3 separate regions of the Homo sapiens genome follow, and all the other regions are linked to region 1. A link is a loop called in an ENCODE intact Hi-C map of the cell type or tissue named here. Cell type or tissue: ascending aorta. All regions are shown on one strand. Each heading gives the region's core, and the rest is flanking DNA. Links, peaks and the distances in the headings are about the cores only. Region 1 overlaps LINC00624 (long intergenic non-protein coding RNA 624). Region 2 overlaps ACP6 (acid phosphatase 6, lysophosphatidic). Region 3 overlaps BCL9 (BCL9 transcription coactivator).

What was found. Hi-C counts contacts between places; a loop is a spot of excess contacts. Peaks named below come from ENCODE experiments on the same cell type or tissue, not always from the same donor. Only the 100,000 strongest peaks of a DNase experiment are listed, where the experiment ranks them.
Region 2: it touches region 1 in a loop (6-fold over the local background); 76 of 110 quality-filtered maps call a loop at or near these places.
Region 3: it touches region 1 in a loop (10-fold over the local background); 98 of 110 quality-filtered maps call a loop at or near these places.

What each region holds. Positions count from the first base shown.
Region 1 is chr1:147,490,721-147,501,551 of GRCh38, reverse strand. The region is part of intron 3 of LINC00624 (long intergenic non-protein coding RNA 624); the gene reads left to right. Among named protein-coding and RNA genes, the nearest start is that of LINC00624, 22 kb to the left of the region's middle. RefSeq lists a silencer at 6,300-6,489. In ascending aorta, for the core only: CTCF peaks have their summits at 4,745 and 6,382 (motif pointing left); DNase peaks (open chromatin) are centred at 4,791 and 6,361; H3K27ac peaks cover 853 bases.
Region 2 is chr1:147,636,354-147,647,184 of GRCh38, reverse strand. ACP6 (acid phosphatase 6, lysophosphatidic) reads left to right here. Exons shown (of 10, transcript NM_016361.5): 10 at 1-4,955. Among named protein-coding and RNA genes, the nearest start is that of ACP6, 29 kb to the left of the region's middle. RefSeq lists an enhancer at 5,330-5,831. In ascending aorta, for the core only: CTCF peaks have their summits at 5,011 (motif pointing right) and 6,250 (motif pointing left); DNase peaks (open chromatin) are centred at 5,019 and 6,219; H3K4me3 peaks cover 414 bases.
Region 3 is chr1:147,621,949-147,632,779 of GRCh38, reverse strand. BCL9 (BCL9 transcription coactivator) reads right to left here. Exons shown (of 10, transcript NM_004326.4): 9 at 10,249-10,509; 10 at 6,564-8,938. The coding sequence ends at 7,821. It also overlaps a transcript of ACP6 not described here. Among named protein-coding and RNA genes, the nearest start is that of ACP6, 43 kb to the left of the region's middle. In ascending aorta, for the core only: a CTCF peak has its summit at 5,088 (motif pointing right); a DNase peak (open chromatin) is centred at 5,119.

The DNA.
Region 1 (10,831 bases), core at 1,911-9,910:
TACCCGTACTATGCTGCGGGAAGCTTGAGGGTATAGCTTAGTCCTGTTCATCTTTTTGTTTTTTTATTTTTTTGTTAACTCTTCAGCTAAGACAGAGTAAGAGGTAATTTATCGTATGGCTCTTTCACTCAGCCACAAGTGAACACAGAAATAGTCCAGAATGTCACAGGTCTGGGGCAAAGGACCAACATGGACAGTTTTTGTTATGAGCAAGGTGAGCCTCAGAGGTAGTCTCGGTGATCAGATGACGATGAAGTTCTAGATCCATTGAGAGAAGCTCTAGATCCATGCAGTTCAACAACTTGTACCAGCATTTCCAGCCTCTGCCATTCCATGTTTCTACTCCTGCGGCCTCCACTGGTGCACAGACTAGTGATTTACTTGAACCTTTGCCTCATCTTTCTTTTGCGCTTCAGCCTGCACATTCACTTCTTCCTCCACTTGGCTCTCATGGCACAGAGGTTTCCAAGAAGATGGCGCTAAGGCTGAGACCTCATCTTTTTATTGTCAGTTCTAAGCATTCAGTAGCTGGCACACAGTAAATGTTTCACACTTATTTATTGTTGAATGAGTGAATGTAGCATCTTCAGATTTATGTTCTGTCCTCTCCTACCTACCTGCCCTGTTACCATAATCCCCAACTTCTTTCTACTATTGTGTGTGTATGTGTGTATTTATATACGTGTATATATACGTATATATACGTGTGCATATATGTACACGTATATATATATACGTGTGTATATATGTACACGTATATATATATACGTGTATATATATTTTATTTTTCTGGACTGAGTCTTCATTCTTAACTTTAATAAACCATTGAGTTTAAAACAAACATATAAACTCTCAAATGCAGCCAGACTGGTGGATTACATAGAGACTATAAAAGGAATGAGTAAGCAAAAATTAGAAGTGCTCAATACTACAGAGGGAGAAGGTACTTTTGAGTATAGACACACAGTGCTAACTCTTTAAGTAGCTCTAAACCTACAGAGATGGGACAAAGGGGGCAGTTGAGAGCTTCAGCTTTGTAGGTAGACAAACCTGGAGTTGAATGAGGGTACTGCCCTCTCTAGGCTTCTCCTTCACCACTAGTAAAATGAAAGAGATAACCAGTGCAGGACCAAGTGAGATCATTGTTGTCCAGTGTTTGCCACATTGAGAGGTCCCGATAAGAATTAACTATAGAGTGAGGCTGTGAAGGGTCAACACACACAATCATGTCACTGCAAATAATTACTATTTTATTTTTTCCTTTCCAATTGCAATGCATTTTAATTATTTTTCTGACATTAACAGTATATGGCACAGACCAGTACAATGTTGAATAGAAATGATAACGTTCAGTGTTTTTCCACTTAATATGATTAGTTTTAATTTGTTTGTGGATACTTATTATCAGAGTGAGGACATTCCCTTGTATTCCTAGTGTGCTGTGAGTTTTTATCATAAGAGGGAGCAGTATTTTGTCATATCCATTTTATGCATTGATTGAAATAATCATACTGCTTTTCTCTTCATTCATCTTCACCCCAACGAGGAGAAATGGTTTCTTAAGAACATCCCATGCACTTTATTTCAAATCTGTGATCATAGAGCGTTTGCTCTCATGAGGGGAACTGACAACTAGGAGGAAGTGCCCCATTCCTCAACACCAACTCTGGGAAGTGGTGGGAAATCTCTCCTTGTCTATGTGAATGTGTTTGCCTTCTGGTTTACCAATCATTTTTATAAGACATTTCTTACTTGAGACTTTAACTTGAACTGACTGAGTTCAGGAGGAGACCCTGGACCTGTGGTGACTTTCCCTCACCTCTCCCTCCAAACACACACACAAGATGCAGCCACCTAGGGAGAATTTGTCAGAGACAGCCAAGCATCTCTCGCCGTGTAAAGAGCAACAGCAGTCATTTTCATCATGACCATCATCATCATGATAGGTTAATAGGGCACTTGTGCATTAAGGACAAATGTGAGTCATAAATATAAGAATAATAATTTAAAAGAAATAAGATCATTCATTTTAACTCTATTCTCCACTGTCCTTTGCTTTGCTGAAATTATACAACCCATCAAGCAGCAGACAGACACCCAATTGAATGTGGTTACCAGAAACACTCCCTGCCTTTGCTTTGTGATTGGTTGAGTGTCTCCTGAGGGCCAGGAGCTTTTTAAGCAGCTGGTGCAAATGGATGCCTTTCTGAAATTAACCAGTTGATGAATGTCACAGCCATCAGGCTTCCCTCCAGTGTTGGACCAGACAGTGCTCAAGCTGCTTGCTTCCCTCACAGCCTCCAGGGTCCATGACTGAGGGGAAGATGAATGGTCCAGGGGATGGGTGGGCAACCAGTTCAAAGCCAACTGCAGAATGCTCAGCCTTTGAGGACTGATATTTCTCTCTCTTATGCATCCTTGTATCTATGTGTGGCCTTTGCCATGTCCAAAATTTCTCGATGTTTGTTTAGGACTGAGGTCCTCTGAGGAGGGGTTTATGTATGTGGTATAAAGACCCAGACTTGACCCTGGCTCAGGTGCTTACAAACTGTGGAAACGTGGGCATGTTATTACCCACTCTGAGTTTCACTTTCCTCAACTGTATAAGGAGAAAATAAGACCTGCTTCACATGAGCATTAAATGATACATGAAGCCTGTTTCAGAGCCACTGGAATATATTGGGCACTCAGTAAATGGTAGGTAGGGTATTATTATTACTATCCTTACTACTGTTATGGAAGGAACCAAGAAGGTCAACTGAATCCAGATATCACAGACCATAAATGCTGTTATTAGAGACTTACTTCTTTGGGTTCTTCTCCCGGTGGATCCTCTTTTAAAAAACAGATATGGATTTTGCATATACTGAGGTGTTAGTAACATACATTACTAACCCATCTAAGTACTTTCATCTTGACCTGAAAGAGGCAAGGGGTTATCAGACTACATTTCCTTTCATCGTGATTTTTCCCACAGTTGGACCCATATCCAAAGGCCACTAAGCTGAGTCTAGTAACTGTGAGTTGCTCTAGTTAGCATTGGGAATGGAACCTACACTCACAAATGCTTTATGGTCCTGGTTGTTTCTGTCCTGACAGAGTACTGGGGTGGGACCAGGAGGCTGGGCTGGTCCTAGCTCTGTCACTGTCTAGGTGGCTTTGGCCAGGGTCTCTCTTTGGATGTCAGTCTCTTCATCTGCAAAATGGAAGGGTTGCATTTTATTGGTGATTTCCAAGTGGTGAACAGGGAAACTGCCCTTTGACAAACACCAGGAGTGAGGAAGAAAAGGGGTTAGAAGAGAGACAGAGAAGAGCCAGATCACAGTTGCTGAAGGGGAAAGGGCAGGGGTAGAAAATCTGTTTGAGAAGAGTAATTCCTGCTTCCCAAAGGACCAGCACTTGGGAAACTAGACTAAATATCTCTGAGGCCATGGGAATGTACAGCCCACTTCGGGTTAGGCAAAACTGTATATGTAACCTAAAGAGGCAAGGGTTTACATAAGGCTAAACAGCCACCCAGAAGGGAATTAGATTTCAAAGCCTCTGCGTTCTGGCCCACTGCTTAGCCACATGCTGCACCTGTTTCCCTTTTCCTTTTTACTAACATGGGCTCTCCCTCTAACACCTACTGACCATTAATTAATGGCCAACAAATCAGTTGAGACACTGTACTAAGTACTTACTGTTCACAGTATCAGAATTTATGCAATAAATTGTATTCTTCTTAGGGGTTGTTAGCATATCCGAAGGCCAATTGTGGAGCCTGGCAAGGTGATCTTTTAAGTGTCTGCTTAAAATTCTATCCACAAGGTTCTGTTGCCTAGAAAATTCTTAATGAGAAGAGTTAAATAAGTAGTTGATCAACGCAGGCACAGTTTTAGGAACACTAATGGACATCAGCTGGTTGGTGGACATTAGTTAGGGCAGGTAGGTCCACCTAAGACTCTCCTCGATTTATTCCTTTGGCTCTTGACTCTTGCCATGCTGCAGTTATGAAGTGCTTTGAGCCTCTCCTCGGTCCGATTCCTCTACATGTTGGTCTGTGATGTGAGAGCAGGAGTCATGGAATTAGAAAACCTGGTTCTTGTGCTCACTTGCTGCCTACCTGCTGTGTAATATTGGGCAGCTGTATACTCTCTCTGAGGCTTAGCTGCCTCATCTGCAAAACAGGCAATAACAACAACCTCCCAGACTGGTTGTGACTATCAACCAAGGTCACTGGCAGGAATAAACATATTGCAAACTGTAGGGCTCTGTGAAACTGTGAGCTCCTTGAGGCCTGGTCAGTGACTCTGTTTTTTGTTGTATATAATATTTAATGCAGTAGTTCTCAACTACATAAGAATCATCCAGAGAGCTTTTAAAAAATACAAAGGCCTGGGCTGCACTCCCAGATATTCTTACTTAATTGTTTTAGGGTGGAGCTGCGGCATTGGTATTTTTAAAAGTTCCCAGGTGATTCCAATGTGCAGTCAGAGTCAAAAATTACATTTGGCTCTTTGCTGGAGGCTCAGTTCTGTTGGATGAATGAATGATTCTAATTATGACTTCCTCTCTCCTTTCCCTGGAGGAGTGTGCTTTGTCCTGGATGGAAAGATGTTTCCTGTGTCAGGCTTTATTCAGGCGCCTGGCTATTTCTAGAACTGCTTTGGAAGAGCATCTGGACATTCATGTTCAGAAGATGCTCACAATGACAAACATGCTGGTGGGCAGCACCTCAAGGGGCCAGATGGGGCGGCCCTGCAGTTGCTGAACGTGGCCACTGGGCTAGTTAGTATTTCTAAGTGGCAGTGTGCCAGGCCTTGGGTAGGCGGAAGGGAGCTGGGATTCCCTGGCCTCCCTCCTACTTCCCACCAATTAGGTCAGGTCAGCCTTTGGCTGTGTTAAATGCTTTAGGAAGTTCCTGGACCCTTTCCTATTGTTTACCTTGTGAAGACATTTCAGTCAGAGTTTTTTAATAGAACAGTGGAACATGAAATTAATTTTCTGGGCAAGCTGGTAGTGAGGTATACTGGTGTTACAAATCTAACTTTAGATTTTTTACTTCAGCTTTTGACTGTACTTCCTTTCAGGAAGAATTCTTTTATGGAATTCAACCAGCCCTAACTCTGTGTGTGTGTGTGTGTGTGTGTGTGTGTGTGTTCTCCTTCATCCACCAAACACACCATGTTTTGATGCATCTGATTTACCATATACAGTTGTGGCAGGAATTTCTTCTTCCCACCTCCCCAGGCCAGTGTGAGCTTCCCCTGAAGCCATCTTGGATCCCCTCAGTTAGGGGCCGCTGCTCAGAATTCCCAGCAGCCTTCCTGTTGCAGCACTTCCCACGTCCTCAATCCTTACACCTCCAGGAATAGGGCACAGGCAGTGCTGTGAAAGCTCAGGCAGAGCTGGGCTTAAACTCCAGAGCTTCTCCGTATTTTCTGAAAGACCTTGGACAAGTTATTTAACTTTTCGGAGACTCAATTTTCTCATCTCTAAAATCATGAGGGACTGTTGATGAATCCTTAAGGACTAATAATCACTGGCGTGACTATCGTGAGAATCCAAGAGGTAAGATAAATAAAGTTACAGGGAAAAGCCTGGCATGAAATTGTTGTTTCTTGCTGAGGGTAGGATTCGTGTGTGTCCTCCCCAAATGCCCAGGTCCCTCCTTCAATGGGCACTCAACAAATATCCACTGAATGGGGGTGCATGAAAGGACATGCTGGGAATCTAAACCTTAGGACAGAGCAAGGAAGCCCCTTTCCTTTCCATGCCTCCTTGTTCAACTAAAGCTATATGTACCTCCTATGGTTGTATTTATTTGTTGTGTCTTTTAAAGCAATATAGTTCTCTTTATGTGTACTCCAACATGCAGCAAAGTATTGTAACCAGACTGCATCATTTGAGTTCATTCCTGAAAGTTGCTTCTTGAGGTTGAGCCATCTTAGAGAAGAACCTGGCCTCAGCAGAAAGAGGTGAAGGCCACAGCATTGGCTGAGTGTTCACTAAGTGCCGGGCCCCTCAACTATGACAGTGTACCAACAGAACACATGGCACGGCAGAAGCACTCATCACCCATAAAACAGATCAAGATGCTGAAGTTCAGAGAAGTTAGGAAGTTTCACTGAGCACCCAAGATAAGACACAGCAAAATGGGATTCTTGGCTCTAAAACCCATATACTTTCCATTATATCACACTGAATTTTGCATCAGAGGAACTGTGGTGGAATTGTGACTTTGTCACTAACCAGCCGGGAGGCCTTGGGAGAGCCACTTAATATTTCTGAGGCTCTAATTTCCTCAACCTACAGGGAGGGTTGGACCACTAGGCGATGGCGCGGTTCTCAAATTCGGTTTCAGTGGCTGTCTGTACCAGCCACTGCTAGTGTCTGCAGCCCTCTAGTGGTGCTTTGCAGGAACCAAGTGGTACCTAACCTTTCCAGGGCAGTTATTCACAAAGCGTTGATGCAGACTGCCAGGGCACCTGGGGCCTCAATGCCTGTTCACATTCACTGACCATGAATTAAAGACAAGCAGGGCTCAGAGGAGCCCTGGAGATAGACGTGAGCCTCATTGGTCCTCAGAGGGATTATTATTTTTAAAACTTTGCTTTCTGTTTGTTCTATACCATGCCTAGGACTCTCACTCACCTTTGAATGATAAAGAATGAACCCTCCCCATAGATTAAAATTGTAATTTTAAATTTAGTCATGGTATGTGCATGTACCTGACTTTGTTCATATCCCACAGCCCTAATATAATCAGGCCATCTTGGCGGCAACAGGATTGCTGAAGGGATGCTGTGTTGTGGACCAGCACATCGGGTTTAAGCCCTGGTAATGCTAGGCATTGACACCACTGGGTCTCTCACCTCTCTGCACCCCAAACTTATCATGGGTAAATGAGGGGTTTGGTGGAAGAGGCCTTGCAACTCTGTCTTATGCATGTGCATGGAGCTGATTCTTTAGAATGGCAGAGTTTTACCATTCCATTCAGTCTTTGAGATTTTTGCTGATGGGAACATGCCTTTCAGTGAAGCTGGGACAGAGGGGTTAGGAAAAGATATTATCTAGAGCTTAAGGTAGAGTAAGGTGAACAAGCATGGCCTTAGGAGCCACCTACATGCTGACAATTCTTACACATATGACCTGGGCCTCTTCCCTGAGATCCAGACTTAGTATCTACCTGTCTGCTCCATTTGGAAATCTAACAGCTATTTCAAACTTAACATGGCCAAATAGAGCTATTTATTCCCCATTCCTCCTAGGTCTATTCCCCAACCCTGGCCTTTCCCACCTTAGTGAATGGTACCACTATCTACCTAGTTGCTCTAGGAGCCCTATTTACTTTTCTTCTTTCAGTTATATCCCCATGTCTAGGTCTTCCAAAAACCCCTTCGCTCTACCTATAAAATATATCTCAAAGCTGACAATTTCTTCCATCTCTACTGTCTGCTACTGTAACACCTTACTCTCTTTCCACCTGGATGACATGACAGCCATAGCCTCTTTTTTTTTTTTTTTTTTTTTTTTGAGACCTAGTCTCATTCTGTCACCTAGGCTGGAGTACAGTGGTGCGATCTTGGCTCACTGCAACTTCTGCCTCCCGGGTTCAAGTGATTCTCCTGCCTCAGCCTCCTGAGTAGCTGGGATTACAGGTGTGTGCCACCACGCCCAGCTAATTTTTGTATTTTTAGTAGAGACGGGGTTTCACCATGTTTTCCAGGCTGGTCTAGAACTCCTGACCTTGTGAACCGCCTGCCTCGGCCTCCCAAAGTGTTAGGATTACAGGCGTGAGCCACCACGCCCAGCCAGCCATAGCCTCTTAACAGGTCTTGGACTTCTACTCTTCCCCCTGGAATTCATCCTTCAGAGTGATTATTCAGAAGAGCAGCACAGATTGTGTTGCCCCCTTACTTAAATCCCTCTAGTGGTTTTGCCTTTGCTTACAGAACCAAATCAAATCCCTAATCTATTGGCACTCCTGCTCCAACCCTCCCACGCTCACCAGCCAGTCTTTCTCCACCCACCCCTCCTTCATCTCACATTGCTCTGGCCACCCCGGCCTTCCCGCCTTCCCTGAAGATACCAAAGTCTTTCTCTTCGTGGGGCCTGTGCTGTCATTTTTTTGCCTGAAATGCTCTTCCTTTAGATTTTAACACAGCTGTCTTCCTCATGATCAATATTGCCTCGAGTCCCAAATGTGACCTCCTCTGAGGGGCCATCCCTGCCCCCACTAACGGAAGCAGCGCCTGAGTCATAGCCCCATATTTTATGTATTTTTTATCCCTTACTCCTGCCTGATTTTTAAAAATTTGTTTAGGAGCTTAACAGCACTCTCCACACTAGAATATAACTTCCTTTTGAGCATAGAAGGTATTCTTCTTGCTCACCACTGATTCTCCAGAGCTTTGAATTATGGGTCTTCAAAAATATTTCATGATGAATTAACTGACAGCTGATGATCCCGGCCTGCTTCATTAACTCTTTACACAGGCTCGTCAGTATAGCACACAATTTTGTCATCCAGAAGAAAGAAGAAAGTTATATTTTGTTTGTTTGTTTGTTTGTTTGTTTTATGAGAGGGTCTCACTCTGTCTCCAAGGCTGTAGTGCAGTGGTGCGATCTTGGCTCACTGCAACCTCCACATCCCGGGTTCAAGGGAGTCTTGTGCCTCAGCCTCCCGGGTAGTTAGGATTACAGGTGCATGCCACCATGCTCAGCTAATTTTTGTATTTTTAGTAGAGATGGGGTTTCACCATGTTGGCCAGGCTGGTGTCGAACTCCTGACCTCAGGTGATCCACCTGCTTTGACCTCCCAAAGTGCTGGGATTATAGGTGTGAGCCACCGCACCCGGCCTAGCAGAAAGTTTTTTCAATTACACTATCTTAGTCCTATTCTCTAGTCTTAACTGAACATAGTTCTCAAGATTCAATTCTGGCTATCATAGTAGCATTTCTTCAAAACATGAAGAAATGTCTGCTCTGGGCTAGCAGAGATGGAAGGAATGAAGGAGTGTATGTATGTGTGATCAGTATGTATTTGTATGTGCTTGCGTGTGTATTGAGGGGCTGGGATTTCATTTTATAGTTGAGTGTGGTAAATGATTTTAAGCTGCCTTACCTAGAATTCAGAGTGTAACTTAGTGTAAATAAAGCACCAGGTGGCAGCAGGGGAATATTGCTACACATTTTTTTTTTTTTAAACACTTAAGGTATTTTCCCAGTGGATTAGCTGCTATACAAAATGGACAATTAGACACAGGCCTGCACAAAGAGCTTGCAATCTATAGATGGATCAGTTGTCATTATATAAAGCTCCATATCTTCATTATCAAAAGCAGCTATGCTGAATGCTCTTCTCTGAAAGATTGTAAGCAAGCTCTGCAGAACCTGGGCAGGCCAGGGTGAGCCTTGCTCTGTGGAGATTATAACAGAAAATAAAAAATAAAGGAAATGTAGATGGGCATACCAGCTCTGAACAAGTTAAGGAATGATTATGTATTGCAAATTATTTGTTAACTTGGCTATTTATAGTTTATAGTATAGTGTCTGTCTCTAGACTGAAAGTCCTTCGAAGGCAGGCACCAATCTTTTTCTTCTTTAAATCCGGAAACACTTAGCAGGGAGCCCATCACATGAAAGGGGCTTAATAAACGTTTGTTGAACAACTGAGAAAAAAGTTAAGAAATTAAAAAGTAAAAATGAGAAGAAAAAACTGTGAACACTACTATACAGAAAGGAATTCGGAGCATGCCTTGTATCAAGTATCTGAGTTGCATGCTCTTAGTCCCAGAGTGCAGTTTTATTTATCTTTCCTTCTTTTTTCTTGAAGAAGAGGCAAGGATCCTTCCATGCCTGACTTCAGTGGAATATTGACCTCTTAGAGATTTTCAGATTAGGAAATGCAGGTAAATGAAAGAGGTTACTATCCAGAGAAAACCATTAAGACATATTCCCATTTAGCTGAACCAGAGTTGCCCACTATTTTTTTTGTAGTTAAAGATCATCAGTGTGGACCTGGAGACCACGTTCTGTGTTTTGTAATCTTCAACGTCCTAGTGTGTTTATTATCATCCAAGAGTTGAAAGACAAAAAGCAAGCATGTTATTTCTTAGGAGTTGAGCTTCTCTTTAGATGAGGTGCCTTTCATTTCTTTTTCATGCCAGCCCACCACTTCCCAGTTCCACAGAAGCATGGTCCTAGAGGAATTTCTTCCTCCTTGGGCAGGAAGGGTGAAGGGTGAGGAGGACTAAGGGGGGGCCCCTAGAGGAAACAGGAGAGGCAAGCAGGGAGAAAGCACAAGGCTGGAGACAACTCTGGTACGGGGGACAGGGCACTGTGAAAAAGGAACTTGGGGTGTCTTGTGGCAGATCACACTCCCTACACCTGCAAGTGGAGGTTAGAGTTCAGATTAGATTAGCATTAGCTTAGATTTTATCCCGAACTATAGCTTAAATTCTAAGGAGAAAATCACAGTATATATCTTCTCCAGCCCCAAATCCAGAATCCTCTATCAGTCCAGGGAGTCTGAACTTGAATTCCCTTTAATGAGAGGAAAAGCCTTTCTTCTACAATAATAGATTAAAAAGCCTTACAGCTTCAAATGGAAGAAACACACTGGTGTGAGGAATGTAAAAATATACCTGACAGTTTTCTTTCCTGTGTGTTTTGGGCCGGTGGGTGGGTGGAGAACTGTAGAGGAGAAAAGGGAGTGCTGGAGACTTCGGCTGAGCTGTTTCTCTTCATCCCTGTGCAAAAAAACAGAGGCTGCCAATCCACACTCTCTGCAAAGATCATTATGGACATTTCAGCAGCTCCTCATCTCTATTTTCCCATTATTGGT
Region 2 (10,831 bases), core at 1,023-9,022, 150 kb before region 1:
TTGTGTGACACGGGCTGGGGACATCATGACCCTGTAGAATTGTGTCGGTTTTGGACTTTAGTTCTTTTCTCCTATATTAATTTCACATGTATTGAGCTACCTACTAAGTAGTGATCATTATAAAGGTGAAAACACTCTGCCCTCAAGTTGTTGCAGTCCAGTGGGAGAGGCAGCCGAGTAAATCAGTGATACAGTGCTGTATGTTTTATGCTGTAATAGGTATTTGAGGGGCTATTTGGGTATAGAGAAGAAACTTCCTGCTCACATGGCAGGGGATGTGGGGAACAGTCAAGGAAGGCTTCTGAAAAAGTCCTGGCCTGATCTGAGTAGAGAAAGGTGGGTAGGAGTTAACCAGGAAAGCAAGGATGAAAGCGTGTTGCGTTTAGATAAAGGATAGGCTTCAAGGTCAGGGAACGTTGCTGGGTGGTGAGATGGAACCCTGATGTGGAGGCTCAGCAGGAAGAAGCAGGAAGGACACTGGGCCCCTGGTGGTTTTAGTTCCAGAAACAAATGTGGGCCCCAGGGCTCTGCAATGGTAAGGCTGGAACTACTCAACATAAGAGCTCCACCTTTAACTGTGCCCCCTAAGAGTACCTGATGATCCCCCTATCTCCTTGTCAATGTTGCTGTTCTTCTCCAGAATCTATTTCAACCCTTCTCTGATTTCAAACCACCAGTCCCTTTACCTCTCAGAGAAAACAGCAACCACAAAAGCCTCTCCACTTCCTACTATCTTAATATTGACAACTTCCAGATCAGGGAGCTGAGATATCTCAAGCTCAGGTTTCTCTTCTGAGCTTCAGACACTTTTATCCACTTGGATTTCACTGGCACAAAACTTTCCATGTTAGAATCAAACCCCCCTCCTCCCAGACCTGCTTCTCCCACACACTTCCCTATCTGAATGAAAGACACCTCCACTCTCCACCCAGTTGCCAAATCAGAAATCTGTCTTTGTTTTCTTTGTCTCACATTTTCCTATGTCTAATCAGTTAAGTTTTATCAATACTACCTGTTTATTTCTTTAATCTATTCACATATCTTTATCCTCAATCTTCAGCATCCCCTTCCCATCCTCAGTCTGCTGGTTACTGTATTTCCTATTTTACTAAGAATCTAAAAGAGATCAGAAGAAAACTTCCACATCCCCCAACACCCAACCACCAAATCTGCTAACCCAGTTGCATTGGTGCTTTTATAGCCTTCCTTCCTCCCTCTTACTAAGAATGAACCAACACTATTCCTATCAAAGCCCAACCCTCTAGCTTTACATTGACTCCTAGTGTCTTTTTTCTGGATTGTCAATTTTTTTCCTGACCAATTATTCTATTAGCAATACAAATATGCTGTAAAATCTCTTAAACTTTTTTCTCTGCATCTTTGAACTGCTGTTCTCTTTTCCTTCTCCCCTTCATAGCAGAACTCCTCAAAAGAGTTGCTACCTCTAATTCTTCCCTTCCAGTTCTCTCATGAACCAGCTACAATTAAGTATTCACCCCCACCACTCCATGGAAACTGCTCTTGTCAAAATCATCAATAGCCTTTGTGTGGTGAATCCAATAGCCAGTTTTCATTCTTCTTACTAAGCTTCTCATCAGTATTCCTAGACTATTTCCTTCACTGGCTTCGACAAATGCTTTCTTGGTTTTCCTCCAATTTCTCGACTTTGTTCCTGCTGAATCTACCTTTTTCTAATCCGTAAGTGTTGGGGTGTCCCAGGGCTTACTCCTTGGACCTTTTTTCCACCTTTTCCCCTACACTCACCCACTAGGTGATCTCAAGAATTTCCAGTTTGAGGCCGGGCGCGGTGGCTCACGCCTGTAATCCCAGCACTTTGGGAGGCCAAGGCAGGCAGATCACCTGAGGCCAGGAGTTCGAGACCAGCCTGGCCAACATGGCAAAACCCTGTCTCCACTAAACCTGCCTCTACTAAAAATACAAAAATTATTATATTTTTATAAAATTATTATAATTTTATAAAATTATTATATTTATGGAGTACAATGTGATGTAATCCCAGCTACTCGGAAGGCTGTATGTGTCTATTTATGGAGTACAATGTGCCTGTAATCCCAGCTACTTGGGAGGCTGAGGCAGGAGAATCACTTCAACCTAGGAGGCAGAGGTTGTGCTGAGCCAAGATCGTGCCATTGCACTCCAGCCTGGGCAACAAGAGAGAAATAACATCTCAAAAAAAAAAAAAGAATTTCCAGTTTTAAATATTTACACAATGTCTCCTAAATTTATACCTTCAACCTAGACCTTTCCCTGTGAATCCCAGTCTCATTTCCAACAGTCTAATCAATGTCTCTATTTGGATGTTTAAGATATACAATAGGTATCAAACTTCCCATTGTCCACAATAAACTCTCAATTTCCGTGCCTTTTCAAACTTACTCCTTCCACAGGCTTTCCCATCTAGGTAAATGACACCACCATTCACCCTGTTGCTTTGGCCAAGAACTTTAGAACTGCCCTTGACTCCCCTCTTTTTCTCATATCCTACCTCTACTACATCAGTAACTCCTGTTGTATCTCTCTTCAAACTATATCCAGAATTGACCATGTCCCAATACTTCCATTGCTACTGTCTTAGTCCCAGTGTCATCTTTTACCTGGATTATTGTAAAGGCCTCGTAACTAGTCTTCCTGTTTCTGCCCTTCCCTTCTCTGCCCATCTATTCTCAACACAGTGTTGCTTTTAAAACAAAGTAAGATCGTGCCACTCTTCTGCTCTAAATTCCCCATTGGTTTCTCATCTCAAACTAAGGGCCAGTCATAATGCCCTCACGGTCCTATGACATCTCACTGCACCCCAGCCATACTCGCCATCTTACCATTCTTCTTCTTTTTTGTAATAAAAACTTTTTACTTTCTTTTTAGTTGACAGATAATAATTGCGTATATTTATGGAGTACAATGTGATGTTTTGATATATGTATGCATGAGGGAATGATTAAATCAAGCTAATTAACATATTCATCACTTCATCTACTCATCACTTTCTTGTGGTGAAAATGTTTCAGATATACTCTTTAGTAGTTTTCAGGTGTACAGTCGCTGTGGTTTGAGTGCTTTTGTCTTCTCTAAATTTGATGTTGACACTTAGTGCCCAGTACAATGTTACTGGGAGGTGGAGCCTAATGGGGATGTTTAATGGATTAATGCCATTATAAAAAGGGCTTGCAGGAATGGGTTCCTTCTCTTTTGCTTTTCTGCCATATGATGACAAAGTGTTCCTCCTCTCTGGAGGATGCAGCAACAGGCACCATCTTTGAAGCAGAGAGACCAGGCCCTAACCTTCTGGTGCCTTGATCTTGGACTTCTCAGCTTCCAGAACTGTGAGATAATAAATTTCTGTTCATTACAAATTACCCCATCTGTGGTATTCTGTTATAGCAACACAAAATGGACTAAGACAACAGTATACTGTTATGAACTATGGTCACCATGCTGTGCACTAGATCACAAAAACTTATTTCTACTGTTTAACTGAAACTTTGTACATTTTGACTAACATCTCCCTTTTTCCCATCATCCCATCCCATTCTTACTATCGTTGAAGATGGAGTATGCCAAGTAGTCCTGAGCCATGTCCTCACCTCGGGGTGAGCACCTGTTGTTCCTGTGCCTGGAATGCTCTCCTAGACATTTGCGTGGCTAGCTCCCTCTTTTCATTCAGATCTCAGCTCATTGTCATCTCAGAGAGGCCCTCCTTGCCCTCCTTCTACCTCCTGCCTTAGGTATACTCTGCCACCTTCTGTCATGGGCTGAATTGTGTCCCCCCTAAATCCATATGTTGACATCTTAACCCCTAGTACAGTAAGTCCTCACTTGATGCTATCAATAGGCTCTTGGAAATGTCGGCTTTCAGTGAAAGGACATATAGCAGGTCCTTGAATAACATTGTGTTTTGTTCAACATCGTTGCCTTGTAACACTGATGAGCAAAACAGTTGGTTCTCTAATATGTTGTTTTACTTAAAGCTACAGTTTCCAAGAACCTATCAATGATGTTGAGGACTGAATGTACCTCAGGTGTAATGTATTTGGAGATAGGGCCTTTTAAGAGGTAAAGTAAATGAGGTCATATGGGTAGGCTGTAATCCAATATGACTGGAATCCTTATAAGAAGAGGAAATGAGGACACAGACACAGAGGGAAGATGACTATCTGCAAGTCAAGGAGAGAGGCCTCAGAAGAAACCAATGCTGCTGACACCACGATCTTGGACTTCTAGCCTCTAGCACTGTGAGGAAATAAATTTCTGTTGTTTAAGCCACCTAGTCTGTGATACTTTGCTACGGCAGGCCCTAGCAAATGAATACACTTGTCTTGTCTTTCCCCCGCCCTGTGATATTTATCAGTGCCGGATATTACATATTTGTGTATCTATATGCTTATTTCCCTGACTAAAATGGAAGCTCCATGAAGGCAGATTTCCTCTTGTTCACTGATGTGTCCCCAGCACCTGGAATAGTGCCTAGTGCATGCCAGTGCTCAGACACTTGGACATTTGAATGACATATCCCCTCTGTCACTTCTCTCCGGGGCCCAAGGCCACCCTCCTAGGTTACCACAGTGGCTTCCTAATGGGCCATACCCTCACTTGCTTTCCATCACCCCCTGAGACCTGGCCCCTGCATACCTCTCCAGCTTCACCCCTCACATATCTCCCTAGCCAGACCTATAGTATGTTTAAAAAAAAAGGAAATCGCACTCCTCTGGCCTCTTTACCTTGGCACACATTTTTCCATCACCTGACCCCTGACCCACACTCCCTTTTCCTGTGTAATCCAATTATCTCTAGGCCTCCCGTGTTTCTGTTTGTCCTTCAATAGAAGGTTGTTTGTCTTGTCTTTTATTGTATTTCTAGAACCAAGTGCAGAGACTGTACAAAGTGGACCTCAGCAAAGATTTACCGAATGAATAAATGAGTTCAGAACGCTGACTTAACTCTTCTGTTGGCACCCAGGTGGCTTCTATGCACTCTCCTTCCACTCACCACCAGGGGGAAGCATGGAGTAAAGGAAAACACCAAGGCTTTCGCTGGGTTCAAATTCTGACAGCGTATTTATTTCCTTGCAACGCTTGGACGGGTGTTTCTGAGCCTGTTTTTCCTCTCATGTAAAAATGGGCATAATGATACGTACTAATTAGGGTTGTTGTGAGAATCAATTAAGGAAACGTATAAGTGCCTTCAAGTATTCTTATTTTCCCTTTTCTCTTTCATCTCACTTCCCACGAGATTCTTAACTGTGGTAGGTTTCGCAAGCCAAGGGAGCCTTTGGGGATGCTCCTCTGCAGGCAGCGCCCCGCCTCCGCCTGCCCTTCCCGGGGCACTGTGCCTGTGTGTGCAGGAGATTTGTACAGAACCCTGGCTCCCTCACTCACCAGTTGTGTGACTGTGGGCATGTCACTTAATTTCTCTGAGCTTCCATTTTCCCAACTATAAAGCGGGGAAGTTAATGTTTATCTACCTGATGATTTGTCCTGAGGATGGAAAATAGGGTGTGAAAAGCTCTTCATAAATTCCTAACCTGTCCCTGCCTTGACTCCTTTCTCTAAGGGGCCTCAGAGTGCTGTTGAGGTTTAAAGAATTCCCACAGGAGGCTCTCACCCGTGTATGGCAAAGTGAAAGGCTTCCCAGGACGGAGGAGAGCCAGGCTTGCCAGGGAAGGCCGACTTCATCTGCGGCTCCCCTGATAGCTCTTCCCGAGGGCCTCGTGGCTTATCTTACAGAGCTCTTGGCTCTGGCAGGCCCTGGGATGAAGGACTGTCATTAGACAAGACCCTTCACTGCCATGTGCCTATTCCCCTGTAACAGTTAGTTCCACGTGGATCGTTAAAAACTGCAGCAAGGGGACAGAAACCCTGAAGGGCCCAACTGAAGAGGGAGGAGGAGAGAGTTCCCGTCCCACCCTCCCCTAGTCCTCGAAGCACCGGGACCTGGAGTGCTGACCTGTTTATTTTCATTGTAGGAAACTCAGGTCTTTGTCAGTGGCACCTGGCACCCCTTTTCCTCAGCTGGAATCCTCTAGGGCACCGCCATCTACCTGCAGAGGAGGCTGGGCGGGCTGTGGGGGGAGGGGTGGGCTAAGGGCACCTACCCTGTCTACAACATGCCAGGAAGGGATCATTCTTCGGCTTTGGGCTAGAGCGTGTCCTGGGGCTGCTAGGCAGCGATGAGTCTCTTCTGCTGGGTGGGGAATTCCCCGGGGAGATGGCTGTGTGCTCTCTTCAGACCCTGCCCTCTAGTGGCCAAGGGGACTTTGCAGCCCGGCCCTTCCCAGTCCACCCTGCCAGCCTCTAGAAACCTGACCCCTGTCTAAGGCTGGCTGGGGAGAACTGAAAAACACTTTCCCCAGTAAAAAGCTGGTCTTCTCAGGATTCCGCTCTCCGTTTGGCCTTTAAATAAAATGTACCTTTTCCTGAAGAAATTGGGAGGGGGGCAGTGGCCCACAGTCACCATGTCTGAGAACTCAAGAGACCACTGATCTTGGAGTCATGTGCTCTGAGTTCAAGTCCTGCCCTGTACCTACTACCTGTGTGACTTTGGGCAAGTCCATTAATTTCCTGTTGATAAGCCTGTATATCTTTATTTGTGCAATGGGACTCTAATATAGCATCTCCCTCATGGAATTATCCTAGGAATGACATAGATTAGGTATGGAAAGCACTTCCTAATATGAAAAGTGTTATACAAATATAAGCCATTGCTCCTGCTATGCCAGAGGAGCCTCTTTGTGGCTCCTCCGGAGCATTCCTCAGGGCTGTGGGCAGTGGGTGCCTGCGGACCTAGATGGCTTGCCCCTGGGTGGTAAGATCTTGGTGGCTGAAGACTAGGCTGTTTCAGGGGTGTTTAAGCCACATGAAGGATGCTGAAAGAAGCACCTACCTTGGAGATAAGAGCCAGGGATTTGGATTCCAGTTTTACCACTTTCCTGGGCCCTGTGACCTTGGGCAACTCCTTTAGCATGGCAGAGTTTCTGTTTATCCACATGGAAGGATGGTGATACTATCTGCTGGGGTTAGGGGAGGGGGATGTAAGCAAAATAACCATGTGAAAGGGTATGGAAGGTGCTACCTCCTCAGATACAAGTTTTGAACCTGCATCTTCTTGTATTTGGGGCTTAAGGAAACTAGGGTCCAGCAGCTTACTGTAAGCCAAGAAGTTTGAGTTGCTCTGTGTTGTACAGAGATTTTTAGAGAAGGCAAGTATGTGTGCTTTGAAATCAAAGGAATAGCTAAGTCAAGCAGTAAAGGGAGTGTGCCGGGAGGCTGGGGCCAGTGTTGGTAGAGCTGTTTATATTGGTAGGAAAGCAGGGCATTTTTCTCTGAGGCAAGCCTTTCACAAAGGAAAATCTGGATTTGAGAGAGATTAAAAGTCTCAAAGGTAGGGGAAAGATGTAAGGAAATGGCCTGCACTGAATCACTGCAAAGGACAGTATTCATCAGAGAATTAATTTGGAAGGAAATAGAGTGTGAAATAACAGCAAGGCTTTCAACTCTGGGTACCATGGCCTTAAAAACCCAAGCAGTGCTTCAGAGGCTTGCCAGGACCCAGCCTGGGAGCTACCTCCGGAAAAGCAGCTGGGGGATGCCCAGAGACCACAAATTGCTGAGCTTGGGAGGAACTGATTGAGTGTGTAATTAAGGGGAGGGTTGTATAACACTTGGGTAAGTAGAACTTGATGGGGTCAAACCAGCAGGGCTTTTGGGAGATGAGAGAGCAGTCCCTGGAGCTGTTAGTAACTGAAGCCAGCTGCATAAAGGTAGGCACAGCTTACCTGGGCCTTGCACAGAGAAGAATGGAAGAGATCAGGAAGGGGAAAGGTTGAAGGAATGGTTGTTCTCTAGGTCAAAAATTCCAAAATGCTGAATACCTCAGGGGTTCAGTTCTAGGAGTAAGGTAACATTATGGAACAATGGGGAAATATCCCTGGAAACTGAAGATCAGAGAGCCTGTGGCTTGGCCAAGGTCATATAGCACCATGGAGATTTAATGGATTCTGAACTGCGATTGTACATCTTGGCCAGGTGGCTCACACCTGTAATCCTAGCACTCTGAGAGGCTGAGGTCAGAGGATCGCTTGAGCCCAGGGGTTCGAGGCTAGCCTGAGCAACATGGCAAAACCTCATCTCTACAAAAAATTTAAAATTCAGCTTTACGTGGTGGCAAGTGCCTGTAGTCTCAGCTACTCATGAGGCTGAGGTGGGAGGATCACTTGGGCGTGGGAAGTCAAGGCTGTGGTGGCCCGTGTTCGTGCCACTGCACTCTAGCCTGGGTGACAGAGCAAGACTCTGTCTCAAAAAAACAAAAACAAAAGCAAAAACCAGTGTATTTTTCTGTGCCACACTGATGGTGAAGACTGGAAGGTAATGGTTTGGAGTATAAAGGGAATGTCCTTTGATCATGTATGGGGATCAGGAAAGGAAATTGTTCGCAGTATATTTGTGGACAAGATGGGTATGTATGGGCTGGATACTGAAGCAACTAGGCATGTTCACCACTGGTTAAATTACTGGAGCCCCAATCCCTGGTATACAAGGCCTCATGGAATAGGCCCCCTGCCCACCTCTCCAGCCTCATCCTCCACCACACTCCCTTTTGCTCTCCCGCTAGATCTCAAGGAGTTGGCTGCCTCTTGTCATTTTAGATCTCAGCTTAAATATCACCCTCTCTCACATGGGAATATATGTATATACATATATATTTAATTGAGTGTTTATTTCTACAGAGACACAGTAGAAGCCCAGTGGTTAAACACACAGGCTCTACAGATAGACTACCCAGGTTGATGCTCCATCCTTTAGGATCCATATGACCTTGAGCAAGTGACAACTTCTCTGCATTTTAATCTATAAAATGGGAACAAGAAGAGTATTTACCTCATAAGGCTTTGTGAGGAATAAACACATAAAGCATTTAGAACAATGGCTGGCACATAGGCAAGCTAAACAATATTAGCGATTATTTGTTTTTAAGTGTTTATTATCCCTTGTAACCTTCTCTGCAAAAAGCAGGAACCTTGTCTGGTTGGTTCACTGCTGTATGCAGTGAACATGCTGGATGCTATCTGTAGATCATAACCTGGCATGTAGTAGGGACTCAATTTGTACTTACTGAATGAATTTGCTGAATTAATAAAGAAACTAATTCAGTGGTCAGCTGTTCTTCAGGGAAGTGTTCCATGTTGTATGATAGGCCTTTGCCCTGTTGGACACGTTTTTTTCAAAGATTTGCATAAAATACAACTGAGTAAAGATACAGGGTGCAGACTGGCCACATTTACTGAAGACATACAACTGGGGAAAATCACTTACTGGATGACTAATTGAATGAATGAATAAATGATAGATGTCTTAGATATGTTTGTGCTGATATCAGTTTTAGATCCTAGGCCAAATATTTTAAGATGGAACTTAATGGAGACAAATGCAGAGTTCTGATCTTGGGGCCTCAAAATCAGTTGCCCACAACTGAAGAGGGGTTTTAGTGAGGGATTTGTTCAGTGTGAATCCATAGTATGATGTGTTCCTCAAAATCCTAAATGTGCAATGGCTATCCTGGTACTGGAATGAAGGAAGTGATGTTCCATCCTGCACAGTTCAGAGCACAGCCAGGGAACTGTTCTCAGATCTGAGAGCCAGACTTGGTAGCAGAGCTAGACAAGCTTGTCAATTGGAGAAAGACCATCAAGAGGAAGGGATCAAAGAGACAGAGGGCATATCAAATATTTGATTTATGTGGGCACTGAGGACCACACGCAGAACAGTATTGTGTAAGTTGCAGGGATGTATAGACTTGAGATCAACATAAGGAAAACCTTTGAAATAATCAGAGCTGACCATGGATGAATTGGGCTACCTTAGAGGGTTCTTTTATAAGCTTACACTGGCATTAGGCAAAGTATTGTAGAGGGTCACACACGGGCCAGTCCCTGCCTACCATGAGAATCTGAAGTTCTAGGATTCCACAGCATCCTTCATTCTCTGTGAACAGTTTGAGTCAGAGTCAGGCCTCATTTTGCTTTTCATGTGGTCAGGGATGGAGTTTGGTCCTCTAATTAGATGATTCTGAACTTTAAAAGCAGGAGGAGAGAAGTGCTTGAGAATCTGGTGACCCCAGTGTAACCTTATTAAAGTGTTGCTGTTATCCCCACCTTGGGCTGGCTGGGCCTGGGGACTCCAGTAGCTCTTGAAAATGCCTTCCTGCTGTGGCCACCACCATCCCATCATGGAATTTCCACTGTGGTGCTTCTTTCTCTATGGCTTTTCTGTGCTACCTTTCAGTGCCCAGGAGGGCAGCAAGAGGGGTCCCTGGGTGTCCCTTCTGAAAGAAGAATCATGATTTTCTGCTTCAGCTAGAACCCTCTTACTGCCCAGCTGGTGTATCTTGTGAGCTTTCTAATTTACCAGAGCAGCCATTTCATATCTTTTTGCATTACAGCCTAAGGCATCTCTCAAAAATGCTCTGATAACTCATACTAGGCATACACACATGTTGTCCGATAACAGTTTCACAAAAAGCCTATGACATCCAAATGTGAAGCAGCCAGCTCAAAGAGATCAAAGTCAAATATCCAGGGAGAGGCAGAGGCAGGACTCAAACTTTCACCTTTGACCTGAGGATCAGCATGTTTTCCTTCCATATCTGCACATCTGGCTTCCGGGATGTGTCCCTTTGTCTCTTTGCTTTATCTGCTTCATCACACATGGCACCTTTCTCCTTTCACTTCTGGTATCTTTCTTTCCCCAAAGCTTACCGCTACCTGTGCTTCAGTTCCTGTCCCGCTTCTTGTGATCTTCCTGCCAAAGATGGCAGGACT
Region 3 (10,831 bases), core at 1,920-9,919, 130 kb before region 1:
TTCAATCCATCCTGCTTGCCCCTGCCAGACTCACTTGATAAAACACTTAGCATGTAAGTCCTCTGATTAAGACCAAAGAGTGGGTCCCAATTGTTTCCCATATCAAGATGAAATTCCTTTTCTTGGCTTTTGGGGCTATTCATTCTTCCCTCCCTTTTCAATTTCACATTCTATTGTGCACATGATCAATTTTGTTTAAGCTGTTCCCTTCGCTGTCATTTGGCCTGCTTTTCTTTATCCGTCCATTCCCACTGCCATTTCCTCATTCGTGTTGTTCTCTGTGTGTCCTCCACCCCCAGCCTCATTATAGGGTCCACCTCATGTACCACAACCAGCATGAAATCTTTCCTGGCCACCCAAGCTCATATGGATCCTTCTTCCCTCTCATTTATTTAACAGCTATTTACTGATCTTTGATAGAGTGCAGACACTATGCCAGATGCTGGTGAACAAGTGATGAGCAAGAAAAATTTGGCTCCTGACTTCACACAGTGGGCAAGATAAAATACATAATTGCTATGAAGGATACAAACAGAGTCGTGATACAAAATGATGGTGTGTGTGTGTGTGTGTGTGTGTGTGTGTTGGGCATAGGTAGGTATTTGACAGGGTACTCAGAGAAGACCTCTCTGAGGAGATGACAAATAAGCTGAGACCTGAGGGGCATGGAGAAGCCAGCCATTGGGAAAGCCTGGAGTCAAGTATGCCAGGCCAAAGAACTGGTGTGGGTAAGGTCCTGTGGCAAGAAGGCCTTGGCACGCTGGAGATACTGAAATTAGCATGGTTCGGCTGGAGCACAGTGGGTGGGGGAAGGGCATGAAGCAAAACTGGAGAGGCGCTGGGGCCTGGCAGTCCTGCCAAAAATCTTGGGTTTCATACTAATTACATTAGGAAGCCATGAAAGGGTCTTAAGGAAGAAAGTGGTGTGATTCATACTGTTTTTTTTGTTGTTGTTGTTGTTGTTTTAAGACAGAGTCTCACTCTGTCGCCCAGGCTGGAGTGCAGTGGCACGATCTCAGCTCACTGCAGCCTCCGCCTCCTGGGTTCAAGCGATTCTCCTGCCTTAGCCTCCTGAGTAGCTGGGACTGCCGGTGTGTGCCACCAAGCCCCGCTAATTTTTGTATTTTTAGTAGAGACGGGGTTTCACCATGTTGGCCAGGATGGTCTCGATCTCTTGACCTTGTGACCCACCCACCTCGGCCTCCCAAAGTGCAGGGATTACAGGCGTGAGCCACAGTGTCCAGCCAATTCATACTTTTTAAGGTTACTTTGTTTATATTGTGGAGAATAGACTGAAGAGCTAGAGTGAAAATACTGGTTAAAAAACAAACAAACACGTAATAAATGAGGTGAAAGATAGTAACTTCATCTAGAGTGATGAAGAAAAGTGCATGGATTTAAGATATGTTTTGGAAATTGGCATGAAAGGATTTGCTGATGGTTTTACATGAGGAGTAAAGAATTAGGAATGAGTCCCAGGTGTCTGATATGAAAACTAGGGGATGGATATAATGTCATTTACTGTGATGGGGAAGTGGGGTGTGGAGATAAGATGTGAGAGAAATTCAGAGGTTAAGTTTAAGACATGTTAAGTTTGAGGTGCCTGTCAGATAATTTCTCTCCTGGGCCTGGTTCTTCCTTTGTATGGAAGTGATCCTTGTATTTCCTCATTGGTATTATCACACTTTTAAATAATGATGATTTTATTTTAAAGGACTTGCAGGTAGCAAGCATAACAGGAATGAAGAAAATTCTAGGGCTTTTCCAGCCTCATTGACAAGGAAAAAGCAAACTACTCTTCATTGCAGTGTTGACATTTCAAAACTGGCATTTAATTATTTACATACTTTCATATATTAAGGTACATATACATGTGTATAAGTAAATCTGTATGTGTATATGTGTGTATAAAAGTTTTCAATAGCTCGACTACTCACAGCTATCCTAGAGAATTTTACCAAAGCCCAGGAGATCTTCTGCAGTTTGGAGAACAAAATAAATCACAGTAATCCACCATCCCCTGTAATCAAATACATTTTGACTGAACCCAATAACAATGACTCAGTTTCTAGCAAGGTGCCAGACGCAGCCCTTGTCTTCATTTGACGCTGAGAACCGAGCAGCCAGAAGCCAGTACTCCAGAGCCCGTAAAGCACCGCCAAAAGCGTGGCCTTAGATCACAGATTGATTCATGGGGATGGGCAGGAGTCTCCAGGGAAAACAGCTCATGGGGTAGCTGTTGAGCTTCTATGTGGGAAGTGAGGAAAATGAAAGCTCCTGGAAGCTTGGTAAAGATGAGAAACAAACATGAGCTCCTGGGGTCTTTAATAAAGAGAACTTCGGCTGTAGAAAACAAAAAGATTATTGAAAACTAAATTCACCCTCAACACTAATTAATTGGACACTGGATATAACTGAGATTTGTAAGCTGTTTCTGCCCTTGACCCTGGCTCCAGCCTCTGGAGAATGGAAGAGTGTGGCTAGCACAGAGCTGCGGGTCAGCCCCTCATGAGAGGGAGTTGCTGGTCTAGGTGCAGGTGCTGAGGTATGAGAAACCCAGCCGCCCAGAGCCACACAGCAACACGCCCAGCTGGCCCCGGTGAAGACATGCAGTTTCCTAGGGCTGGGTCTCTTTAACCTGTTCTTTGGAACCCCAGGGTACCCACATAATTGTTCGTGGACACTAAGCAGGTATTTTGCAAGAGAAATCTGGTTTCTTTCGTGTTTGGTGAAATAACTGAATTTTCCCATGCTTTAACTATGTGTGAGGAAATAATTTCTGGTTCTTCTGTTTATTTTCTCTTTCTATGGTCATACATACACTCACCGTCTTCCTCTGACAGTATTGATTACCAAGCACAATTAAGCACTGAGACAGAAAGTTAACAGCTGAAGTGGGGTCACCTATAGGCAGAAAATAGATTCGTGTCTGTTTAACAGTAACCCAAATAAGAAGCCATGTTAAATAGAGACAACTTTTATTACAATCCTTATAGCATACCTTCCTTTTAACATTATTTTTATGATTTAGCTCCCTCCAATAGGAAATGTTTGGCCACCCACTGGTTTTGTGCTTTATATACTTATTGCTTTAAATGTGTTATTAAAATCTTACCACCAAATTAGGATTCCATGACTTTTCTTAAATGTAAGGGTTTGTGACTTTGAAAAAAATTACAGGTCTGAGTTAGAGAAAAGAAAGTGGCAGTGAGGCTCAAGTTGCCTAAACAGCATGGGAAATATGATACAATTTAATGTTATTTCAAGCAAAAGAGATGAGTCTGAGGATTTTGTAGAATAAGCAAATTTTTGCAAGTGATCTTCCTGTGGTTCTCTCACCCCGCCCCCAGGCTATCTTCCACAATCTGATCACCTGATCCTTTGCTTAAAACTTTGAAGTTCAAACTCTTTAGTGGGCCACACTGGGCTCTCTGTGATCCACTCTCTCTCTAGGCTTATTTCTTTTCTTTTTTTTTGAGACGGAGTCTCGCTCTGTCGCCCAGGCTGGAGTGCAGTGGCGCGATCTCGGCTCACTGCAAGCTCCGCCTCCCAGGTTCACGCCATTCTCCTGCCTCAGCCTCCCGAGTAGCTGGGACTACAGGCGCCCGCCACTACGCCTGGCTAATTTTTTGTATTTTTAGTAGAGATGGGGTTTCACTATGTTAGCCAGGATGGTCTCGATCTCCTGACCTCATGATCCGCCCACCTCGGCCTCCCAAAGTGCTGGGATTACAGGCGTGAGCCACCGCGCCCGGCCTAGGCTTATTTCTTACTTCTTTACTTCTTCCTCCCTTAAAGAGGCCATCCCATCAGCAAGCCCTTGCTGTTCCCATTTCCTCTGCTTCAGTGCTCACCACCATCCTCCAGGAATGCTCTCTCCTTTAAGAGTCAGTTCAAAAAATCACCTTTCCTTTGAGGATTCATTGAATTTTCCTTTCTGGCCCATTGCGCCCTGTCCACACCTTCACTGTAGCAATCATCATATTACATCGCAATAACTGGTTTACACACCTGTTTCCACATCCCAGCCTTTGCACAGTTCTTGATACACAGTAGGTGCTCTATAAATATTTGCTAAATAATGAGTCCTCGGGTTAAAATGCAACTTCCCTCTCCTTTCAGCACCCTGAAATTACTCAGAAAAGGAAAAGGAAATGACTGAAGTGTAGACAGTTTAAGCGGAACACAGCAAGTACCCTGCCTGAGGTGCTCCTGGCCACTAGTTAAGGAGAAAGAATAAATATGGAGACTGAGGTCCCAGCACCTCTGTGGAGCTGTTGTGATTTCTGTTTACAACAGCCTGGCTAAGCAATCTGTGGGACCCAGGGCGAAATGGAAATGTGGAGCCCCTATTCAATAATTAAGAACTCCAAACAGTGACAGCGGAGCATTAAACCAAGCCGGAGTCCTGTCCAACTGCACAGGTGGCACAGATGACCACAGTTGCGTTGTGATGATAATATCAAGAAGTATAGAGCGCAGGGAGGCTGGGAGAAATGTTGGATCCATTTTTTAAGGAGTAGCTTTAAATATGTAAAATTGTTTTCAATTTATTTTCTCATGCCGCCTCCTTCATAAGACCCCTATAATTATGTCTGTTTTCATGTATAAGTGCAGAATCGTTTCTAAAGTAAATTATTTTATTTTACATTGTTTCAGGGAAAATGCTACATACTTCTAGTTAGTCCTTAACAAATGCTATGAGCCACACACACTCCACCACTTTCCCCTGAAGTGAACAAGTCACTACTGCATTTTCTCCATTCAGTCCCAAACTTCAGGAGAGGAAAGAGAGAAGATTGGCTGGGCTTTCACAGGAATATGTTAATATGAAACATCTTTCATCACTCTTCCACTGATTTTTAAAAAATCTTGCATCAGTTCTCCATGCACTAGCATCCAGTCTCTCTAAAGGTAATTTTATTTTATAACAATCTTAGTAAATGATAAATTGTTGTATTTAGACCCTAAATTTGGCTTGTCAGACATTATCGTGATGAAATGGCATGTGCTGATAAAGTGAATGAAGTTGTATGATGGGGTATTTTAAAAACTCAGGTGGGGAAGTTGATCTGCACTGCCCCAAGTTCTCCAGCAGGGGGCTGCGAGAGGAGTGCCACACATCCAGCTGCCCACAGCAGCCAGACCCACCGGTCTCTTGCTAGCCCTCTAAGTGAGTACCTGCTCTCCTATGTGGGTACCTTTTATGCCTTGACTCCCTGCCTGTGAGAGTAACAACAGGACCACACACCATTAGTGACTGCAACACTGTTGGGTACAGCAAGGAGGGGAGCAACCCAAGAAGCCAGACCAGTAGACAAATGCCAGGTGGGACCCTTCCTTCAGGTTCTCATCTTGTGCTGCCCATGCTTGGCTGTTAGTCTGTTCTCATCTATATACTTTAAAGCCAGAGAACCCAGAAACATGGCTAAGTTCGTGAAACAAAATCTTCATTTTACTATCCTAATTTCTCTACAACATGAAAGTTTCACTACCCAGCACCAACAGAATACATCAGATTGAATCAGAATTCTTAAACTTGTGAGCTCAAGTTTTCTCATCTGCAAATGAGATCATTACCACTCACTTCACAGGGCCCCTTAAAAATCAGCAAGATAAAGTGCAGGGAGGCGACTGGTAGAGTAGGTACTCAAATGTTCATCTCCACATTTTTTGTTGTCTGGGGCACTTGTGTTACTGAGAAGACAGGGCTGCTGAAAAGGAAGAGAAAATGGCTCTCCAAAACAATTGTCGGAGAGAAAAGCTCAGACTGTGAAACACCAGCAGAGCCCAATTTGTACAAGTTTGTTTGCAGATGACTCTGCACCTGCCGCTCCTCGCTTAGATTCTCTCACCTAAGAACAAACACGCACACAGACGCCCACTCACTGAGCTAAAAACACCTACAACTCAAAGAAATACACACACCAGAACAGAATTAACTGCACAGAAGCACAACAGCAAGTCCATTAGCACATACCTTGCAGGATACACACTGATCTGCTGAAGATGTGTGTGGTGAGAAGTGAACTGTGCACAAAGACTGAGCAGCGTTAGCAGAGGTGATGGGGTAAGGGGGAGGTGGGGAGCCAGAAAGGACCACAGAAACCCACGGACTGTGGAAACCCATAATTTGCAGGTATAGTAATAATATTCTACCTTAACAAGACCAAGGGACATCTCATAGCTTATTCAAATAACTAAACATACAACCTTTGGCCTTCTTAATTACTTCATACCACTAAACTGGCTCTCACAAACATTCCTAATAAAGACCATTAATTGCCCTAAAGGTAAAGTTCAGCAATGGGACCAGGGTTGCTCTTCTGCTTATAACTAGGATTTCATGACTGAGATAGGAACAGTACAGAATAAACCTACATGAGTAGTTATTCCTTAACAGCATGGAATATGCTTTGAGAAGGTACTTTTATGTGGTTTCCCTAACCATCACCTTACTGATCAACTCCAATACAAAGAGTCTACGCTTCTGGGTCACATGGCAACCGGTATGCCCAATACTAAACAATCAGGAATCCAAATGAACAAAAAAGGCAGTTCAATTTTGTAAGAAACAATATATTTTATTTTTCTGACACCACAGCTCTGGCGAGTGGTTTTGTACCAAATTTAATGGAGGTTACACAGAACGTCTTACGCATGGGAGGGGGAGGAAAGGGAAGGAACCACAAAATTTAAAACAAACAGAAACAAAATCCTGGATAGCTTTTAGCATCTGTTCCACTCCCACATTAATAAAATTCACTTGGGAATTCCTAATAAAAGGAGAACAGAAAACAAGGTGGGCAGGGAAGGGTATGATGGGAAAGAGAAAGACTTAGGGGGAAAAAAGACCAGAGAGCATCCCAAGGACAGACCTTTCCCTCTCAGAGCCAAGAGGACGCTCGGCATGGAAGGCGAGGCTTTGCTAGATTTATTTCCCCAAAATAACACTGTGTATTGCAGCTGCCAAAGGGAAAGAGAGAGGGAAGCAGAGGGTCACCAGCGGGGGGCACAAAGGAAGGAAACACTTAACTGAGGAGACAGAGCAAAATCGGAGAGAGAAAACAAGAGAAAAATGTGCCAGTGGGTTGGTATATTGGGAGACAAGACAGTGCTGAAGAGCACTTGAACTGAAAAACAAATGTCCTAAGAGTCATTATTTTTCAAAAGAAAAATCTCCCCCCTCCCCCCACCCCTCGCTGAACTTAGTTCCTTTTTTTGTGCTTTTCATTAATACTCTGCTCTGAGGTCGTAGTTTGGTTTTTCTATACACTGCAGTTGAAAGAAAATAGTCCAAAGGTCTGAAGATGGATTCTCCACCTAAAGTAAACAGCCCAGCATTCCTGTTCTCCTCTTGCCCCAAAGACTAAAGTCTCTGCTAAAATCCCTTTTACAATATAGTACAGTACACAGAAAAAAATAAAGCCCAAATCAAAAAAACAAAAACAGAAAAGAATCCTGGGAGAAGCCAGTCCAAAGGACGTAAACATACAGAGAACGGTGCAACACATGACCGATGGCAATTCTCAAAGCACAGCTACAGATTCCCAAAAGTAGGTGCCATCATTGATACCCAAGTCCACAAAAATAATTTTTAAAAAATAAATCTTAAAAAAAACACACCTGTTGATTAAATGAATAATTTGTTTTCAGGTAAATCCATACATTCTCGAGTTCCCCCCTCCCCCAAAGCAGCCCTCGGGTCTCTGTTCTCCTATTGCATGACCAATAGTAAGTACTCCTGGAACTCCCTCAAAGCAGCTCTCAGGACCTGGAATCTCATCTTGACAAGGATCGGCACATCCCATCTTAGCAGCTTAAAACATCATGTTTCCTGGGTTGCCAGGTCCTTGGCTAAATCCACCCATGCCCACGTCAGCAGCCATGCCCCGGGGCCTCATCTGTGGGGGGATCATGATGTTCTGTTGGGGTCCCATCATGCCCTGCATGGACATCATCATGCCTGGAGAGCCCACAGGCCCAGGGTGGGTGTAGAGCCCGGCAGGCCCCCGATCCTTGCCAGGAATCATGCCCACGGCAGCAGCTGGATTGCTCATCAGGGTGGGCTGGCCGGGCATTGTAGATTGTGCTGGTGACATCATCCGATGGTGAGGTCCCATCATGCCTTGTTGGAGAAAGGCTGGTGGTCTCATGGGGTTGTGGCCTGGCATGGATGGAGCTGTACCAAGAGGGATGTCCGGAGTTCCCACTGGCCCTGGACCTCCCATGCCAGGTAATGCTAGTCCCATTCTGGGGGCTTGTTCGCCCATCATCCCCTGCATGTGTGAAAACCCAGGTCCAGGACCCTGGGGCTGTTTACGGCCTGGAACTTCCCCTCGAGGGAAATATTGCAGCGTCTGGCTGGGCTTCTCAGATGGAATAATGCGGGATAGATCAAACTCAGGTATTCCGGTGGCTCCAGGTCGGATGACCTCCTGCAGATCTGGGTCTGTAAACACCGAAGGCATGCTGTTCCCCAGGACAGTGAAGGAGTCAGGACCCCCGGGGCCTCCAGGCTTGCAAAGTGCTGCATCTGCTGAACTTTGGGGCAGGTTGCTGGGGCGGCCAAGGGGGCCTTCTCCTGGGAAACCCATCCCTCCTGGGAAGCTGCCCTGCCCCCCACTGGGGCCATTGTGAGGGAATGGAACCTGCTGTGGGGGAGACTGTACTGGAGGGAAGCCCTGGGGGAAGCCCATCCGTCCTTGAGGTACCATCGGTGGCTCCTGGGACCCATGCCCCATGATAGGATTGTGTGACATCAAGCCAGGCCCCATTGGGACCCCATGAGGAGGTATGTTGGGTCCCACGGCATTTGGAGAGGGCATCTGATTGGAGTGAGAAAGTGGCTGGGTCATTCCCATTGGGCTGAGGGTTGGCATCGGAACCACGGGGTTTGGACCTGAAATTCGAGGATTCTGTGTATTAATGCCCATTCCTAGAAAAATAAAGATATCAAAGGAATCAACTTAACCAAAAATCAACTCAGAAAAACTATAATAAATTAACAAAAAAACTATTGTGCATCCAATGTGCATAGTATAATGCTGGGAAAACATACAACACACAATCCCTGCCATCAATAAGATCATAATACATCTGGGGACATACAAACCAAGAGCTCTACAGGACAATATATTATTGAGTCTTAAACTGTGTGTAGAAGATAGCAAGGGAGAAATTGTCATGTGTGAAAAGTTATAAATTAGCACACAAATGAGTTTCGCCTTCCTCATTGGAGATATTTAATACAGAAGAAAACAATTTGCCTGAATGACTCAAGTACGGTCCTTTTGGAGAAATCAGTACTACAATCCCAATGATCAGGAATCATAACAAAGAAACTAAACAGGTAATTTTTCAATTGGCATTTGGCATTATTTTATAAGTGCCTTATAGAGAAAGCATTTAAAACTCGAGATTCCACGAAATGTTCAAGAAATAACTTTTAATAGAAAAGGAAAGTAACATATTCTAATACAGTCCCTGGGACATTGAAGTATTTGGTGTCTCTGTTGGAATTACCACCGAGTGTGGCAGGGGGCTTATGCTGTTCCTGGTACATGTACTAACCCAGTTAATTAGAGTTACTGATAAATAAAGAGCATTTGTAACAATCAGAATAGAACTGGAACCAGAAACTCATGGCTGAAAAGTCATGGTCTCTTTGCTGATTGCTTTCACCATCCTGATCATTTTCTGTTAGTCAGGTGGCAGGAGTCGAGGTGAGGGGTGGGTATAGGAATGAAGGTGTACCGAATGTGTAGGGAAGGGAAGGATTTTATTATCTCCCTAGTCCTAAAAAAAAAAAGGCTTGTCTAGGAAACAGGGGCTTTCCACTGTCTGAAATCCTGTGGCTGCTTGTGGTTTGAGGCTGCTCTTCCAGAAAAAAAAACTTGAGGACTAAAGACATTCCAATCAGCCTGTTAGAAACTACTCTCTATATTGCTACATGAGGACCCAAAGAGAAAAACAAAAACAACAAACCCTCAAAACCATCCAGGTACACAGAAGCATCAGAACTATAAAGAAACCTGCTTTCTTACAAACAAATAAGGAATCAAGCTAATAAGAAATTATCTTCCTCTAGTCAAGACACTTTCATTCTACTGAAACTACCTTAGATGGAAGATTTTTTCTACTTGTTGAACTTCCACCTATTCAGGTGTATAGCCATTGAGAAAACGCTTCAAGAGGTTTCTCTTTGGTCTAGCACTCACTCCACAACCTGCCTTTCTGATTTCTTACCTGGCATATTATTCATTGATGGCAAGTTGGGAGAACGAGCTGGAGGGGAGTCGTCATCTGAGCTGGCCACAGTCTTGATAGCATCATGGTATAACGGGGTGGAACTGGGCATTGCAAACTTGGACATTCGAGACATCATAATAGAGAGTGGGTTCTGGGAAAGGGTTGGCTCTGGAGGCATGGTATAAGGTGTACTAGAGGGAAGACTTCCAGGGATATTCACAGAGGCAGGCTGGCTGGCTGTAGGAGGTGGGGGGCCACCTAAAAGGAAGCAAAATAAAACAAAACGGGCAGGGAATTAGATTCCTTTTGAAGGGTATTGGGCCCTATGATTATGAACTAGCAAGGCCAGGAATGAGACAGATGAACAGGACAGTGTTATTAGATCCCAGACACAAATCATCAATCTTCTAGTCAAGCTCTGTGTGAGTGCAGAGGGAGACTGTGGTGTGATATGGAGGTGACATGACCGATCAGCAGATGTGAAGACAAACACACCAGGAATGTGTTAGAAATATTAGTTCAAGCTTGGGGAAAATATGGTTTACAGACAACCATTTCACTGAATAGAATGTGAAATAAG